Regions from separate parts of the Homo sapiens genome. Here region 2 is linked to region 1. Evidence: read pairs that join two places in POLR2A ChIA-PET (ENCODE). Cell type or tissue: OCI-LY7. All regions are shown on one strand. Links, peaks and the distances in the headings refer to the core of each region. The heading gives the core; the rest is flanking DNA.

What was found. ChIA-PET counts read pairs that join two places held together with the same protein. Peaks named below come from ENCODE experiments on the same cell type or tissue, not always from the same donor. Only the 100,000 strongest peaks of a DNase experiment are listed, where the experiment ranks them.
Region 2: POLR2A ChIA-PET joins it to region 1 with 6 read pairs; 2 of 35 experiments call an interaction of 5 or more read pairs at or near these places.

The regions. Positions count from the first base shown.
Region 1 is chr22:33,100,560-33,105,941 of GRCh38, reverse strand. It overlaps a transcript of LARGE1 not described here. Among named protein-coding and RNA genes, the nearest start is that of LINC01640, 5.3 kb to the left of the region's middle. In OCI-LY7, for the core only: no CTCF peak of the experiment used is centred there; no DNase peak of the experiment used is centred there.
Region 2 is chr22:33,239,088-33,244,469 of GRCh38, reverse strand. It overlaps a transcript of LARGE1 not described here. Among named protein-coding and RNA genes, the nearest start is that of LARGE1-AS2, 77 kb to the right of the region's middle. In OCI-LY7, for the core only: no CTCF peak of the experiment used is centred there; a DNase peak (open chromatin) is centred at 3,199; H3K4me3 peaks cover 346 bases; H3K27ac peaks cover 521 bases.

The DNA.
Region 1 (5,382 bases), core at 265-5,264:
AGCAATGAAGTTGAGACTAACCCTAGTGCCACTTGGCTTCCAGCCCAGGCTCCTTCCCCTTTGTCATCAGGCTTTCCTGCTCCGAGGGATGTATGCCACCCCTTTTATACTGGCACAGAACGTTTCCAAGCTGTGAAGCATCGTGCCATCTCCAGGAAGAGGAGCCTGCTCCCAGCCTGGCTTAAGAGAGCTCATTTTTCACTTACAGCTCCTGGCAATAAACAACTCAGGCGCAACGGGATGTTTCTTACAAGGAGCAGCCGTGCAGTGATTGCTCCACTCTGAGGGTCTGACTCAGCCCTTCCTCAGCTTCTGGGCTTATTTTAGCCCCACGTTTCTGGAGGAGGAAACGAGAACATGATCAAGGATGCCGTGGGAAGAGCCTGGGGCCCTCCAGTTCTCTCGGGGAGCCTCGGGAAGCTCCTCGCAGTTTCAGCTACTGTAGAAATTCACAGCCAAGGGCTCCTACAGAATTGGGCTGTCAGCCTGGCCAGCCTGGGCGGGTGGGCCCCGCTGTAAGAAAGCCTGCCATTTGGAAATGAGAATTAGAGCAAAAGGATACATTTGAGGTTGATTATTGACCTGGGAAAGAGTTTCTTTCCCTTCTTTACTAAATGTGGGATAGTAGAAAGAACAAGTCGAGGCCAGGCGCGGTGGCTCATGCCTGTAATCCCAGCACTTTGGGAGGCTGAGGCGGGTGGGTCATGAGGTCAGGAGTTCGAGACCAGCCTGGCCAACATGGTAAAACCCTGTCTCTACTAAAAATGCAAAAAAAAAATAGCGGGGCTTGGTGGCACACACCTGTAATCCCAGCTACTTGGGAGGCTGAGGCAGGAGAATCGCTTGAACCCAGGAGTCGGAGATTGTGGTGAGCGGAGATAGTACCACTGCACTCCAGCCTGGGTGACAGAGCAAGACTTCATCAAAAAAAGAAAGAAAGAGAGAGAGAGAAAGAAAAGAAAAAGAAAGAAAGAAAGAGAGAAAGAGAGAAAGAGAAAGAAAGAAAGAAAGAAAGAAAGAAAGAAAGAAAGAAAGAAAGAAAGAAAGAAAGAGAGAGAAAGTCTATTGAAGTCCCAGCTTCTATTTATGAGCCATGAAAACGGGCTCGAGATTCACCTTTTTGAGACTGGGAACTGTAGGGAAGGAGCCTTGGGCTGGGTCTTGAAAAGACAAGGGAGGAAGGCAGAAAAGTTGTTATAGGCAGAAGAAGAGGTCTCTGCAAATGCCTGCAGATGTGAAAATGCATAACATATTCAGAGAATTGTCTGGAATGGCCTCAGCCAAGTCAGACAGGGAAGATAGATGGGATCAGTGGCAGCCTCCCTACTCTTCCTATAGCACCTCTTGCATATTTCTGCTCACACAGTTGTGCTTAAATCACTCCCCTTACCTGAAGGCTTTCCCAGTTCTCTCCAGCTACCAACTCTTCCCATTGTCACTCGCATGTACCCCATCTCTCCAATGCAGCATTTCTTGCTGCCCTGGGCCACAAGGTCCCCTCCATAGGCCTCTATCAGCATTTACCATCAGTGCAGCTCATTTAGCCCCTAGCCCTTTCTCTGTGTGACTAGTAATACTTTCATCTCCAACAGAAACAGAAATCATTCATGTATGAGCTGTCTTATCCTATCTGTCTTTACTCTTGCTCTGTGTTGATTTTCTATTGCTAGGTAACAAATAATGGCAAACTTAGAGGTCCAAAGCAACTCCCACTTATTAGCTCACAGTGGTATGTAGGTCAGAGGTCCAGCAACAGCATTGCTGGGTTCTGTTTGCAGGGTCTCACAAGGCTGAAATCAAGGTGTCAGCCAGTCTGTGTTTCTTTTTGGATACTCTGGGGAAAAAAATCCATTTCTGTATTAGTCTGTTTTCACTCTGCTGATAAAGACATACCTGAGACTGGGTCATTTAGAAAGAAAAAGAGGTTTAATGGACTCACGGTTCCATGTGGCTGGGGAGGCCTCACAATCACGGCAGAAGGTGAAAGGCACTTCTTACATGGTGGCAGACAAGAGAGAAGTGATAGCCAAGTGGAAGGGGTTTCCCCTTATAAAACCATCAGATCTCGTGAGACATATTCACTACCACGAGAACAGTATAAGGGAAACCACCCCCATGATTCAATTATCTCCTCTCACAACACTTGGGAATTATGGGAGCTACAATTCATGATGAGATTTGGGTGGGGACACAGCCAAACCATATAAACTTCCAAAGTCATTAAAGTTGTTGGCCAAAGTCAGCTCCTTGAGGTTGTAGGACTGAGGTCCCTGTTTCCTTATCAGGGGTTTCTCTTACCTCCTATAGGACACCCACATTCCTTGCCACATGGTCCCCATGGACAGCTCGCAACATGGTTGTTACCTCTTCCAGCCCAGCAAGAGCACATCTCTGACTCCTTCCTCAGTGACCAACCTGAGAAACACTTCTGCTTTTAAAGAGCTCATTTGATTAGGTCAAGTTCACCTTGAATGACCTCCCTTTTTTTTTTTTTTTTTTTTTTTTTTTTGAGACAGAGTCTCACTCTGTTGCCCAGGCTGGAGTGCAGTGGCACAATCTCGGCTCACTGCAAGCTCTGCCTACCGGGTTCATGCCATTCTCCTGCCTCAGCCTCCCGAGTAGCTGGGACTACAGGCGCCCGCCACCACGCCCGGCTAATTTTTTGTAATTTTGGTAGAGATGGAGTTTCACCTTGTTAGCCAGGATGGTCTCAATCTCCTGACCTCGGGATCCGCCCGTCTCGGCCTCCCAAAGTGTTGGGATTACAGGCGTGAGCCAACGCACCCGGCTGAATGATCTCCCTTTTTAAAGTGAATGTGTCATCTCACATAACCTAGTCACGGGAATAATATCCATCATGTTCACAGGCCCAAGGATTATGTAAGGCATCTACACCGGCGGGGCGGGGGGCAGGGGCCGCGGGAGATCCTAGGGGACGTCCAAAAATTCTGCATACCACAACCTCCAAGATCCTTTCTATGAAGGAAGAAGTTTTTTCTTTCGGGGTCTGTTTCTGACTCTCCCTTGTTATCCAGGAAATGGGCAGATTTCCACCCAGACACAGTGAGAAACAGAGCCAGATTTCCTCTCCCAAGAGATTGCAAGGTGTGGAAAGGGCCGGGAGTGCAGGCTCGTAGACAGGGAATGGGGGTGCCAGGTGCAGTGGTTTACGCCTGTAATCCCAGCACTTTGGAAAGCCGAGGCGGACGGGTCACCTGAGGTCAGGAGTTCAAGACTAGCCTGCTCAACATGGCGAAACCCCGTCTCTACTAAAAATACAAAAAAGTAGCTGGGCAAGGTGGCAGGCACCTGTGATCCCATCTACTCAAGAGGCTGAGGCAGAAGAATCACTTGAACCCGGGAGGCGGAGGTTGGGGTAAGCTGAGATCGTGCCACTGCACTCCAGCCTGGGCAACAAGAGTGAAACTCCTTCAGAAAGAAAGAAAAAAAGGAAGGAAGGAAGGAAGGGGGGCCCAGGTGCAGTGGCTCATACCTGTAATCCCAGCACTTTAGGAGGCCGAGGTGAGCAGGTCACAAGGTCAAGAGATCAAGAGCATCCTAGCCAACATGGTGAAACCTCTTCTCTACTAAAAATACAAAAAAAAATTAGCTGGGCATGGTGGCCCACGCCTGTAGTCCCAGCTACTCGGGAGGCTGAGGCAGGAGAATCGCTTGAACCCAGGAGGCGGAGGTTGCAGTGAGTCAAGATTGCATCACTGCACTCCAGACTGGTGACAGAGTGAGACTCCATCTCAAAAAAAAAAAGGAAAAAAAAAAAGACAAAGGGACTGGGGCCCGTGAACATCAGGACTGGAGGAAGAGGAAGGAAAGGGAAACAGTTTATGGGCAAGGGGATGGGCATATGAGAGAGGCAGGGCTTGGCTACCGTATGAATGGGAAATGGAGAGAAAGAGGCAGGAAAGAATCACAGATTTCATTTCAGGTAAACATTTGGTAGGAAAAAGAATGAGAAAGGAAATTGAAAGGAATAAAACAAAAAGATTTTAAAAGCACTGCTTTCAGTTGTAAATTGCATCCTTTGGGACATGCTTTGAAAGGAACTCACAGAAACATAAATTTGCTTTGAATAATGTTGGCTGCTTGCTGTCTTTCCTTGAATGTGACATTGTGCAGGGACTGAGCCTGGTGACATATCTTCCTATTGCACATGTAGGTACCTTATCTGCCTGGTTAGGCTACAAGCAGGGTTGCCCTATAATGTCAACTGAAGCACCAAGCAGCAAGGTAAAAGAGAAGCATTTATTTTCATAGAAATGTGTGCCATCTGACATCGTGAGACATCTGCTTCATTTATTAAACACAATACTTAGAATCTCATTCCCAAAGACCCACGCCAATGCCAGACATCTGGGAATCCTGTCTGAGAGCCCTTCAAGGTCAGGAACTGTGTCTTGATCATATCTATTTTTCCTAGTTCCTAGCACAGAGGAGATACATGAGAAAAGGAGGCTTGCAATCGAACCTATTTGATTAATAAATGTAATAGCTAACATGAATACATTACTTACAAAATCTCAGAAAGCATTCTAAGATATTATTATTTTCCCTGTTTTGATTATGAAAACTGAGACACAGAGAGGTTAAGTGACTTGCTCAAGTTCACACAGCTGATAAATGCTAAAGCCAGAAATTTAATATAAGCATTTAGGTCTTTAGTCCATGCACCTGCCATAAGTTATGATCATCTAGTAAGGAACGGTGAGGATAATACCCTGCAGGCATTCTACCTCCAATGGCAAAATAAGACCACGAATGGATGTGAAAGAAGTTAATGCAGGCCAAGCATGGTGGCTCACGCCTGTAATCCCAGCACTTTGGGAGGCTGAGGCAGGCGGATCACCTCAGGTCAGGAGTTCGAGACCAGCCTGACCAACATGGAGAAACCCCGTCTCTACTAAAAATAAAAAATTAGCCGGGTGTGGTAGCACCTGCCTGTAATCCCAGCTACTCGGGAGGCTGAGGCAGGAGAATCGCTTGAACTTGGGAGTCTGCCTCCCAGGTGGCAGTGAGCCGAGATCGCACCATTGCACTCCAGCCTGGGCAACAAGAGCGAAACTCCATCTCAAAAAAAAAAAAAAAATAGAAGTTAATGCAGAAGCTCCCTGGGCACCAGGTATTTTCTAGAAGCACTGGAGAACAAGATGCAATCTCTGAGCTCTTGCTACTAAATGGTGGTAGTGAACCAGCAGCATCGGATCACCAGGGAGCTAATTAGAAATGCAGAATGAATGAATCTGCACCTAATGAATCATTCTGCACCTAATGAATCAAACTCTGCTTTTTGACAAGGTCACGAGGTAATACATGTACACATTAAACTTGAGTAGCACCACTCTAAAAATATTATCTAAACCAGTACAG
Region 2 (5,382 bases), core at 211-5,210, 140 kb before region 1:
TAAAAAGTCAGAGGCTTGGATTCATGTTTCAGCTCTCTTCTAAAAAGTTGCTTAGCCTTTTTGAGACTCAGTTTCCTCATCTGCACAATGGGGATGGTCATCTTTGCTTAGCTTATTAGAATTTGTGACAATAATTGAACTAGACAGTGAATATGAAAAGACTTTAAAAACTATAGGCCGGGCGCGGTGGCTCATGTCTGTAATCCCAGCACTTTGGGAGGCCGAAGTGGGCGGATCACGAGGTCAGGAGATCGAGACCATCCTGGTTAACATGGTGAAGCCCCGTCTCTACTAAAAATACAAAAAAAAAAAAATTAGCTGGGCTTGGTGGCGGGTGCCTGTAATCCCAGCTATTTGGGAGGCTGAGGCAGGAGAATGGCATGAACCCAGGAGGCGGAGCTTACAGTGAGCCGAGATCGCGCCACTGCACTCCAGCCTGGGCGACAGAGCAAGACTCCGCCTCAAAACAAAACAAAACAAAACAAAAAACTGTAAACCACCACACAAAGTGAAATGACCACATTATTTACTATTGGAATGATGATACCTACACTTTTGCCTGGAGTGGGTTTCAGGACTTTTATTGAGAATGGGCTCCATGGGTAAGTCCCTAACGCCAATGAATGCTTGGCTGATTTTACTACTTTCAGAATAAAAAAAGGTGACCTGAAAACTCTTTATGCATGACTCAACACTTTCATGTCTAAATATTTATCCAAAAGAAATAAGAACATATGCCCACAAAAAAATATTAGCACATGAATGCTCATAGAAGGCCTGTTCAGGAAAGCCTGAAACTGGAAACAACCCAACTGTCCAACAACAAATGAACGGATAGAGAAATGTTGGTATATTTATGAAGTGAAATTCTACTCAGCAATAAAAGGAAAAAATTACTGATACACATAAAATGGATGACTCTCACAGGCATTACATTTACAGAAAAATTGCCTGACATTAAAGACTACAAAGTATATAATTCCAAGGAATATTTGATGTTCTAGAATAGACAAAACTAATCATTGGTGACAGAAATCAAATAAGTGGTTGTCAGAATGGTGATTGGGTTGGGGAATATTGATTAAAAAGAGAAGCAAAGGAACTTTCTGAGGTGATAAAAAATGTTTTATATCTTGATAGTGGTAGAAGTTAAATAGATGTGTACATGTGTCAAAACGCATCAAACTGTACACTTAAAATATACATAAATTATATCTAAATAAAGTTTTACTTAAAAGTATGTTTTGATATAAAGCTTTATTTAAAGTTTTCAATGGTTATTGTTAATTCTGTCTTGTTATGGGTTGAATTAGCTCTACTGCCCCCCATGCAAATTCATATGCTGAAGTCCTAACCCTTGCTACCTCAGAATGTGACTATTTGTAAATGGAGTCATTGTAGATGGAATTAGATGAGTTTAGATGAGGTCATCCTGGAGAAAGGTGAGCACTCAATCCAATGTGACTGATGTCCTTATAGAAAGGGGAAATTCAGACAAATAGAGACACACACAGGGAAAATGCCATGTGGAGAGGAAGGCAGAGATGGAGGTGATGCTTGTACTAGGCAAAAATGTCAAAGATTGCCAGCAAACCACCAGAAGCTGGTGTAGAAACATGGGGCAGGCTGTTCTTCACAGTCTTCAAATGGAACCAAACCTATGTGACATCTCAGACTTCGAGGCTCCAGAACTGTGAGACAATACTTTTCTGTTGATATGCCACCAGTTGTGGTACTTTGTTACAGCAGCCCTAGCAAACTCATACATGTCCCTAGAGTTTAGTTCTCACTTTCACTAACTGCTCAACTCAACTATGTTAATTGAGCACCCTCAAGACCCTGTGAGAAAAACATAAATAAAAATTGTCCTCCTTGGATAACATATATATGAAAAAAACGGAAAGAAAAGCTTAGTTCTGTTAGTTCCCAGCAGGAGTGCTGAGATCGTGTCCATATGAACCAAAATTGTATAAAATAGCTTTAAAAAGTACAGAGCCAACATAATCACCTAACAGTGTGCAATTCTCAGTCTATCTAGCAATAGACTGAGAATGTGTCACTCAGCCAACACATTTCTGTTCTAGTTTAAGAAATCTACTTGGGGAAGTGCATTAAGACTAGAAGATTGATAGGTGCATATAAATTGAATTTGGTTAAGGGATATTTTTAACAAGTTCTGGGAGCAGAATGAATCACCTCTCTCCACCAGAGGTACATAACTGCCCTGAGGTCATTAGTGATTCAGGGTTCCCACCTGCTAAGAGTATTCTATGAACATACTGACAGTCTACTTACTATTCATTCTTTATCTTTAAAATTTTATTTTTAATTGAAAAAATAATATTTTAAATATATTTATTGGGCACAATGTGATGTTTTGATATATGTTTACAATGTGAAATGATTAAATCAGGCTAGTCAACATATTCACTACCTCACATACTTATTTTTCTATGGTGAAAACATTTAAGATCTACTTTTAGCAATTTTGAATTATGTAATGCATTATTAATTATAGTCACCATTCTGTGAAATAGATCACTAAAGCTGATTCCTCTTGTCTAAATGAAACTTTCTACCCTTTGATGGACAGCTATGCTTTCCCCATCCTCTCCCGTCCCCCAGCCCTTGGTAACCATCATCCTACTCTCTACTTGTAGGAGTTCAACTTGTTTAGATTTTGTGAGTGAGAACATGTGGTATTTGCCTTTAGAGTCCTCTAGGTTTATCCATATTGTGTTAAATGACAGGATTCCCTGCCTTTTTAAGGCTGAATAGTATTTCATTGTAATATATATACATACACACACACATATACACACACATATATATACATATATACATATATGTACATAGATACATATATATGTACATATATACACACACATATACACACATATATACACATATATACATATACATATATACACATATATGTACATATATATAACTTTTTTTCATTTATCCATTCACTTAATACATATGATGGAGGGCTTTATATATGCCAGGCTCTGTGATGAATGCTGGAAATTCAATAGTGAGAAAGACTCAGTCTCTGCCTCCAAAGAGCATCATGGGCTAGGTGCTGCAACGAGGAATTGCCAACTGTTGTCATGAGAGCACAGAGAAGGGACTCAACCAGCCTTGAAGAATCAGGGGAGGCTTCTAAGCTAATGGTGTGTGCCTGGGGATCACATTGTTTCAAGCAGCAGTAACAGGATGTGCTCAGGTCCAGATGTGAGAGAGAGAGAGAGCATATGTCTTCAAGAAACTAACAGTAGCTCCCTATAGCTGAAGCAGGAGTACAAAATAGTGAGTTTAAGTGATGAGGCAAGAGATATGAAGAAGCTTGACCATGCAGCTACACCGGGCAGCATGCCCTCTGAGACATCTCATGGAAGCCGGAAATGGGAGTGCCTTGATACCAAGCCAGAGAAATTATAATACTAAGTAGATAGACTGAGCAGCACTCCTCCTGGGAAGAATGAGACAAGCCCTGAATTTGGAGGTAAGTTGTGGATTGGTGATTAGAGGAGAGGTAACAGGCACCAAAGCAAGAAATAGTATTGATGCAAAGCTGAGGTTAATTGGATGACAAAATGAAGAGCATAAGGGGCTCAGACACAGACTGAGCAGAAAACGAGTAGCATCTGAACCTAGATTGAGTTACTAATGGATGAGAAAGAGTTCTTAAAGTTGATGACCACGGGATCCATATATAAGAATGTCCAATCTCCCCAAATTGATCCACGAGTTCAGTGCAATGCCAATCAAAATCCCACTAACAAGTTTATTTTAAAATGTAAATGAAAATACAAAATTTTTAAAAAGCAAAGCAATATTGAAAACCCAGGAAAAATTAGGAGGACTTACACAACCTGATCTCAAAACTTACCATTATCAAGACAGAGTGTTATTGACACAAGGAGAGACAAATAGATAAACGGAATGTGGTAGTCTGGAGATGCACCCACATGTATGTGGTCAATTGATTTTTGGCCAAGGCACCAAGTCAATTCAAAGGAGCAAGGAAAGTAGTACAGAAACAACCAAATATTGTTTTGGAAAATAATGACAAAGGGCTTATAACCAGAATATAAGCATATAAATATAATTCTTTCAAATCAATAATAAGAAGGCAAATATCTAATAAAAATGAGCAAAGACTTGAAAAGTCACTTAAAAAGGCTTATTAATTAGAAATATGCAAATGTTATTAGTCTTCAGTGGAATTTACATTAAACCACAAGGGATACTATTATATCTTATGCCCACTAGAATAACCAAAGGAAAAAAGACAGACAAAACAAAATGCTGGTGAGGATGTGAAGCAACTGGAACTCTCATACATTATTGGTGGTAATGTAAAATTTATACAACCATTATGAATAAAGGTTTGGCAGTTTCTTACAAAGTTGAATGCACTTCTCCACGATGACTAGGCTTTTCACTCATAGGCGTCTGGCTCCCTAGAACTGAAAACATATGTTCACAAGAAGACTTGCAAATATATATTCTCCCACGTCAGGAGATATTTGCTATGCATTTAACTGACATAAGATTAGTGCTAGAGTTTATAATGAGGTTCTTCAAATCTAAAAGAAAATGCAAAGCATATAATAGTAAGGGGTGCAGGCCAGGCGCAGTGGCTCACTCTGTAATCCCAGCACTTTGGGAGGCCGAGGTGGGCGGATCACAAGGTCAGGAGTTCGAGACCAACCTGGCCAACATAGTGAAACCCTGTCTCTACTAAAAATACAAAAACTAGCCAGGTGCGGTGTCATGCACCTGTAGTCCCAGCTACTCGGGAGGCCGAGGCAGGAGAATCACTTGAACCTGGGAGGTGGAGGTTGCAGTGAGCCGAGATCGCGCCACTGCACTCCAGCCTGGGTGACAGAGTGAGACTCTGTCTCAAAAAAAAAAAAAAAAAAAAAGAAAAGAAAAAAAGAAATAGTAAGGCGTACAAAAGATGTGAAAAGATAATTCACAGAGGAAACATATGGAAGTATTGTCAGCTTAATAACCAGGAAAGTGCAATTAAAACCATTGTGATATACCATTTCACACCCGTTTGGTTTCAAACAACAACAACAAAAATCTGTTGATACTAAATGCTGGCCAGCCTGTGTGTAAGTGGGCACTATCTTCCTGGTAGGACTGTAAATTACACTAATTGCTTTGGAAAGAAGTTGGCAATATGTATTTAAGTAGACTGTGTATATACCCTTTGATGCAGCAATTTCACTAGGTATGTACCCATCCCCTTAAATTCCAGCATGAACAGAGAAACAATAATGTTTAGCATAGTATTCTATTATGGTTTATAAAATATGCAGGTCTGTTGAGGTTTTTTTTTTTTTACATTCCTAATAAGGTTAATTT